Linked DNA regions of Homo sapiens: region 1 is linked to region 2. Evidence: chromatin contacts called from ENCODE Hi-C or POLR2A ChIA-PET data. All regions are on one chromosome and are shown on one strand. Each heading gives the region's core, a stretch centred on a gene start or an enhancer-like site at or near the end of the contact. The rest is flanking DNA. Distances are from core to core; before and after follow the strand shown.

The links. A loop is a pair of places that touch in the nucleus more often than their neighbours do. ChIA-PET counts read pairs that join two places held with the same protein, here RNA polymerase II (POLR2A). Pooled maps may share reads with other maps.
Region 1: a loop to region 2 is called in a pooled map, with 2.0 times the contacts of the local background. The contact joins two enhancer-like sites. A Hi-C loop is called at or near these places in 1 of 168 maps with a recorded cell type or tissue (heart left ventricle), 1 of 37 single-sample maps with no recorded cell type and 1 of 50 pooled maps. POLR2A ChIA-PET finds 5 or more read pairs at or near these places in 3 of 52 experiments (BJ, HepG2 and Panc1).

Annotation. Positions count from the first base shown.
Region 1 is chr2:42,998,225-43,001,901 of GRCh38, forward strand. No RefSeq gene overlaps it. Among named protein-coding and RNA genes, the nearest start is that of LINC01819, 39 kb to the right of the region's middle. RefSeq lists enhancers at 2,277-2,336, 2,361-3,142. Within about 2 kb of position 2,412, at least 5 of the 41 ENCODE cell types and tissues checked have a DNase peak (open chromatin) inside an H3K27ac peak, as active enhancers do.
Region 2 is chr2:42,826,081-42,829,930 of GRCh38, forward strand. It overlaps the pseudogene CHORDC1P1. Among named protein-coding and RNA genes, the nearest start is that of TRI-TAT2-1, 17 kb to the left of the region's middle. Within about 2 kb of position 2,556, at least 7 of the 41 ENCODE cell types and tissues checked have a DNase peak (open chromatin) inside an H3K27ac peak, as active enhancers do.

The sequences.
Region 1 (3,677 bases), core at 1,162-3,661, 170 kb after region 2:
ATCTCGGCTCACTGCAAACTCCGCCTCCTGGGTTCACGCCATTCTCCTGCCTCAGCCTCCAGAGTAGCTGGGACTACAGGTGCCCGCCACCACGCCTGGCTAATTTTTTTGTATTTTTTTTTTTTTAGTAGAGATGGGGTTTCACCGTGTTAACCAGGATGGTCTCAATCTCCTGACCTCATGATCCACCCACCTCGGCCTCCCAAAGTGCTGGGATTACAGGCGTGAGCCACCGCACCCAGCCCCGAGCTTGTTTTTTTAATTGTGTAGATAGAGTTTTTAATAACTGACATATTTACATCGTTTTCAGAACTAAGATCACCTTATGATGGCAACATTTCCAAATAACCATTTTCAAAATGTTCTCTCCCTAGCATATGTTTCATTTGAAAGCTGTTTCTCTCTCTTATTGTTGAAATGTTCACTATAATATGGTAAGACGGACTGTTTTTGTCTGAAATACCCACCGAGGTCACACACTGCTCATAGCCACTTGTAGAAAAGGTCAGTGATCTAGAACCTACTCACCTTTTTGTCAAAGAAAACTGCACAAATTGTCCTCAGATTTGATACCCACAGAACCTATTGTCTAAGGAAGAGCTTTCTGCTTTACCTCTCTCATTCATGAAGTATGGGCCCATTCTGTTTCAGGCATCATTTTTCTAAAACCAGCCACACTGGCGACGCGCTGGGGCGCTTACACAGTTATAACGAAGCCGTTCGCTGAAAGAGAGTCAGAACCGGACGGTGCCCCCCAACACATCCCACACTGAGGAACCCACCTTTGTCCCCGGAATTCCTACAGAAACTTTTGGGGACTCAGGACAGTCTGAAACTGGGACTAAGAGGGGGCATTGTGTCAATCCATTTATTAAATATTTGGCAAGTCATTCTTAAATTTCCAGATGGAAAAAACAAACTGACTCACAATATTTTTACACCTAACCCAAAGGGTCATAAGGCGCATTTCCCTTGGAGACCAAGATAGAGGGAGGGAGCTTCCATCTTTTCCCATGGGATAAGCTGGGAGATGCCTGCCCATTTTCAAAAGCCCCAGAGTCCCACCTGCTGGGTGGGACTCTGAAGGCAGAGGAGCCGTCTTTGTGGAGAGTAATATAATCAGAAGGAAACCCAAGCTTCTGAGTTCCTCAGCATCTTGCACCATCTCCTAAAGGGCGCAGGGGATACGGCAACCCCTGGAGGGGCGAGGGGGGAACCAGTGCAGTAGGCATTATCCCTGAGAGGCTCCTCCATGCATCCCTCATGGACAGGGCCTCTAATCATGGCCAGTGGGCAGGGGTGTGGGTGCTGGGTGCAGGCAGCAGCTGTGGGTGTCCGTAGGGAGCAAAGCCGTAGGGAAGGCCTTGTTGTCTTGAACCTGGAGTCATCCCAGGAGGCAGGGCCCAGAAAAGGGCCTCTCCCTGCCCCTCCCAGCTTTACAGAACCTACTGCTTAGAAGATCCTCTGTAAATATTTGTTGGATTTAGTTGAATGGAGTTGAAATCTCATTTCCTGATTCTGGTAAGGCTGGAAGTGCAGGCTGAGTGGGTGGGATCCAATTCACTGGGGGTTGGGGTGGGAGGGATGCAAGGCCATACTAGGCAGCTCAGCTCTTGGGGCATGTCCTGAACCTGGAAGACCACAGCCATTCCTGCCCTTCTACCCCACCACTACTTGTGTGAGGGTCCCCAACCCGAAAGAGGTTCCTGATCGTTCAGGACGCTAGGAAGCAGAAAGGAAGCCAAGGCCAGAGACAAGGAGAGGCTAAGTGAAGGAGGCAGCCACACCCAAAACCCCAGGAGCATCTGGGCGGCCCTCACCCCACAGGAGAACCCACCCCCCCTCCACTGCCCCACCCCGCCCTGCCCTCTAACACTGTACCAGGCAGAATGCAGCATCTCCACTGTGTGTGTGTGCGTGTGTGTGTGTGCATGTGTGTGTGCACAGCCTGAGTCTCCCTTGGACAGAGCCTTGGTCCCAATCTTGGTACTTTTTTTCCCAAGAAAGCTCGGCAGCCAGTTCTGCCGTTTTTGGCCAGGCTCTTGGGGAAGGCGGCCTGTTTGGGCACATGGGCTCCCACGTGCGCAGAAGCATCACCTGCCCTCCATGTGATGCGCACACTCACAGACCCACATGCTTACGTACTTGCAGACTCGCCCAGGCACACGTGTATCGCCACATGCAGACACGCAAGCATACACTTGCTGCACTCAGACCTCCTGGTGTGAACACACGGTGTGCACCGTCGGAGATAGCCAGTGGCCCCACGTACATGCCATCCCTCAGGCACAGAGAACCAGCCCACAGGTCCCACTTGGAGGGACATGAAGCAGACAGGGTCCCCAGGCTGTATGCTTCTCCTAGGCCGGTGTCCACCACAGTCAGCCACATACATCTGCTGCCATGACACAGGCTCCCTTTGTGCTGCCAGGCCCAGGGGGACAATGGGGGTCTGTTTCCTCCCCGGAGCTCAACACCATCCCTCTCCCCACAACACTGCCTGGCAGCCTGGGGCCTGGGAGCCCAGCCGCATGTTTCAGAGGGTTCAGAGGGTTCGGGAAACTCCCCAAGGCCACGTTCTGCATGCGGAGCTCCAGGGGAAGCCCAGTCTGGTGGGGGCTTCCAGGGGCCCCAAGGGAACTGTGGCTCCCTCTGCTCTGTGATGGGGAGGGGAGAACCGGGGTCTGCACTTATTGTGATCCTCTGGCATCCAGTCAGGCCAAGGTTGACAGTGGAGGTCCCGCTAGAGGGGGTGGCTGTGCCTGTGGGCCTGGGAAGGCCTCTCGAGCCTGGGCTGCCCTGTCCACTGCTGAACTGCACCTGCGCCGAGGCAGGCACAGACCCCTACAATGCCCGGGAGGAGAGTCTTGATTTCTCATAAGGACATGGCCACTCTGTGAATCTGAGTTTTGGGGACTTGGAGGCTGCAGCCTGCTGGTCACTTGACTCCCTCAAATGTCCCATGACCAAAGCCACTGTCGCCACCACACCCTCCATTTCTGTTTTGACATCCTTGCTACTTTTTCTGGCATTCAACACCACCTCCCTCCTGCAAAATATTCATTCAGTCTCTCAGTCACTACTGATGGAGTACTCACTGGGTACGAGGAACTGCTCTGGGCACGGGCTACTGGATTTTTCTCATTTTACTCTCTGTGACATCTTTGGACAAGTCTTAGGTTCCAGGCCAGTTGATTTTTCTTGCTTTCTTCCACATATACTGCTGTTTCTTTTTCTGTGCTGTTTGCTCATTCACCTATGAATTAATGCAATCCACATTTATTGGGCATTGGGTTGACAGATAAAATAATGCAATATTTCTATTCATTGTTATTATTTTATTATTACTATTCATTGTTTATCTGAAATTCAGAATTAACTGGGCATCTTGTATTTTTATTTGTTAAATTTGGTAGCCCTAACTGAGCACCTACTGTGAGCTGTCCTCCACAAATACAAGGACAGCAGACCCAGTGCCTGCCCCTCAGAGAGCTCCCAGTCTAGTAGGAGAGGTCCTACTATAGGCAAGAAAGGAGATCCATACCTCAAGGAAGGGTGGGGGCTCTTACAAGTGGATTCAGGGTACCATGGGTGCTCAGGGAAGGGGAACCCAACCTGGCCTTGAGTGGGAGGTGAGAAGGCTTCCTGAAGAAATTAACTTAAGTCTTAAAAATTAA
Region 2 (3,850 bases), core at 1,306-3,805:
ACAGGACACAACTATGGTTCCTACCAGTAAGGAGAAACGAATAATCAATCTTACATAACACAAAAGAAAGGTGAGAGGCACAAAAAGACAAACTGACTTTGGCTTTTAAGAACCTAATGTTAACCCTGAAATGCCCGATTGAGTAACACAACAACAAAACAAAAGATGACAGCAGCAAGTCACCACTTCACACAGTATTAAGAATTCTGAAATACGTAATAGCCTTCCTCCCATGTCCCGCTCAATCTGTTGTGTTGTCTTTTTGTTTTTCCTGCTTTTTGGCTGCAGGCAGTTCAAGGCTTGCCCACTGCATCGGTTCAGCTTTTCTCATAGTGATCTCAATCTTTGTTGCAGTCATAGTTACATAACTTCACTTTACATCAGTCACACCCCATAATTTCACATTTTGATGAAATCCCTTCTCTCCTTCAAATCCAATGTGCACATTTAACAACGTGCTATTTACTTCTACTCGGCTAAGTTCTGGAAGTGAATTTTTAGCATATACTGAAATGGTAACTTCACCTTCAGTCTGATGCCAGTCCTCTCTACGTGGAACATTTTCCCCAGCATCCTTTTTAGCCCATATGTGTTTCCCTGTTGAACAGCCCTCTTGGGCTAAGAATGTATTAAAATCAGAAGTTTTTCTTCTACAACAGCTCCAGTATTTCATCCCCTCATGGAAAATAGGTACTCCAGAATGATACACACAGACTTCTTCTAGACTCTCTAGACCCCGATATGTCTTTGAACACCCTCCATTCTTACATGAGGTCCCAATCTTAATTTCATCAGTCTTGTTGCTCTCTTTTTGTTTTTTTTTTTTTTTTCTGGTGGAGTCTTGCTCTGTTGCCAGGCTGGAGTGCAGTGGTGCAATCTTGGCTCACTGCAACCTCTGCCTCCCAGGTTCAAGCAATTCCCATGCCTCAGCCTCCCAAGTAGCTGGGACTACAGGTGTGCACCACCACGCCCGGCTAATATTTTGTATTTTTAATAGAGACGGGGTTTCACCATGTTGGCCAGGATGGTCTTGATCTTCTGACCTTGTGATCCGCCCGCCTCGGCCTCCCAAAGTGATGGGATTACAGGCGTGAGCCACCACGCTTGGCCTCTTCTTCTTTCTTATCTTCTTCATTCCCTGATGACAGTTTAAGTTTATCAGGTGAGGCAGATATTTTTAATTCCAAATTTGTCATTGGTGCATCTGGGCTTGGCCTTTTGATTGCTTCTACTGGCTTCGGGGCTTGAATGATGTGTTCCTGAAATTTGGGTTTCAATTCAGATAGTTCTTTCTTCTCAGTAGTCTTTACTTCAGGTTTGACTGGCTCATGTGGCTTCTCACTATTATGTCTACCTTTTGTACAGCCTACAATGCTTAAGAAATCAGAAAAATCAATTGTTCTTCTCTTATATCAAGACCAATCCTTAATGCATCGTGAAAGACTGGAACACCTGGGTGGCATATGCAAGCATCATCGGAATTGATCTCAGGATCGAAGCGCTGACCGCAGCCCCGGTTGTAGCACAGCAAGGCCATTTTCTTTTCCCACCGTCACAGGCAAGGCCCAAACACCGGGAACGGCAAGAGGGTGCATTTGCCACTCCCGTGTCGCTAGCACCGGCCTTGACAGTGGACTATTACAAGGATTTCTGTGGGCCCGCTCTGAGCCGCCGTTTCTGGCCGTGCAGACGGACTTCTACCACACGGTGGCGCTGCGGCTCTGCCATAGAAGGCTCCTCTCGGTCCAGGAGACAGGCAGGGCCGGCCACAGGACCAGCCTCCGACAGCGATTTCATCCGCACCCTGCGGGGCAACGTGGGGGCCTATCCGTAGCTTTCAGCGTTTCCTGGACCCTACCAGGACAAGAATCGCGGGGAGAGGTGCGAAGAAGGTCTGGAGAGGAGGAGGCTTGGGACAATGCAGAGTCCTGGAAGTGAGGCTGACCGCTGACCGCTGTCAGGAGGGACATGGACCGCTGCCGGGGAATCATGGGATTTCCCACCGGCCCAGTCATCTCCCACGTCGGGAAAAGGGAAGAGCTGCTTCCCCATGGCGTGTGCGCGTGGGAAGGGTCTCGGGCAGAGAAGAGGCACTTTTTCTGTCCTCCAGGCTGTTTCCGCCAAATGAAGACCTGGGCTGGAAGAGCCAGGAACAAAGAGGAGAGTCGAGTGCTGAGCACCCAGCGGGAGAGGATGCAGCCCGGTCATCTCACACCTGCTGACCACACAACATCGTCTGCGAGTTCCCCCCACCTACTTCGCCTGCAGCTGCCATTTGGGAAGATGACTCTTGCCTCTTTCACCGTCTGTTTTTTAGATTAGGACTCACGGGCCTAGGGCAGGAGTCAGCTCTTCCAGATCTTTATCGAAAAGTAACATCACACTTGTGCCCAGGGGTTCGAGACCAGCCTGGGCAACAGGACAAACCCCCTTCTCTACAAAAAAACCCACAAAATCTGTGTGGAAGGTGTGTGAACCCTTGGGAAACAGAGTTGCTGTACACGTGTATCAGGCCCTGAGCCAGCTGCAGGGTGGGCATTACTGCTTGGTGCCCTCCGCCCTCACTCTTCCTCCCTGGATGTTGAGGATGGCCCCGTAAACCTTGTTCATAGGGGTCCCTCGTTTTCTGAGACACCTCATCTGAGCACTGACGAGGGGACACAACTCTTGGCTGGGAAGCAGGAGACTGAGCATTGCCTTCAAGCCATCCCCACACATGTGACCTCAGTCAGCATTCTGCCCTTTCATGGGTGTCAGTTGTCTCGTCCATAAAATGGGATGATGTTCTTGTTCCAGCCGGCATACTGGATGACTAAATGAGGGAACAGGTAAGAAGCTGCATTGGAAAAAGGTACCATTCAGCTGCAAGACATCCTTGTGCAGTTCCCCCAGGGCTAATGGGGTTTGGTTGCCCACCTTTGCTGTGTCTCTTCGTGGCGCCAGCAGGTGGCAGCATTGCCTTTGCATGTGCCGGCTCCACCTCTGGCCTCTCCCAGACATGCAGCGTGTAGGGCAGGGGACCATTCTTCACCCAATTCATTTCAGGGGTCATGGGAAGGAGGGATCTGAAATGCCCTGAATGGGAAGGGCCTGGAAAGAAAATGAAAATCTCATTCCTCCCCTCAAAGAAACACAGATAAGCCAGGAGAGCAGGATCTGGTGCATGAGCCCAAGAGGGCTAATGTGACCACTTAGGCTGAAGGGGGACCTTACCTCTCTCTGCCACAACGGTGTCCCCCACCACCTGGAGGAGGGAACTGGGGATCCAGAAGGCTTGGGTCCTTGTCTTTGGTTGGAAAAGTCAGCCAGCATTGCAGTGGGGCAGCAGGAATTCCTCTATTTTTGTGTGTGCAACAGAGTTGAAAACTTAATTCACTCTATAATTTATTTGTGCAAAAAAAAGGTAATTTCCTTATTTATGAGTCTATAATGAATCTGGCCTTTCTTCCAACCCCTGCCTGATGATAAGCGAGAAAAACAATGAAATTTTCAACTTGATTTGAACATCCTGGGGCCAGAGAGTTTAGCCGGTCTTGTTAAGTGATCTTATTAATTTCTCTTGGATAAAATGCTTAGTTCTCAGACTGCTTTGCCCAGCTTCTCCCACTGTGGTGCTGTTGGGGTTTTGTAGACAGTCAAGGGCAGCTTGTGTGGCATCTGGTAGGAGGCATGAGTTGGGATCCTGGGGTGTGGTGTCCTCTAGACCCAGCAAGGTCCCCTGTCCCTCCTGGCCACTGATCATACTAGAAGCTGAGTTTATGAAACTCATGGTCCAGTCCCTCCTGATCTGACTAGAGCCCATGTGGCGCCCCTGGCTGGCCAGCCCTCCTGCACCTGGGCCCCTCCTCCC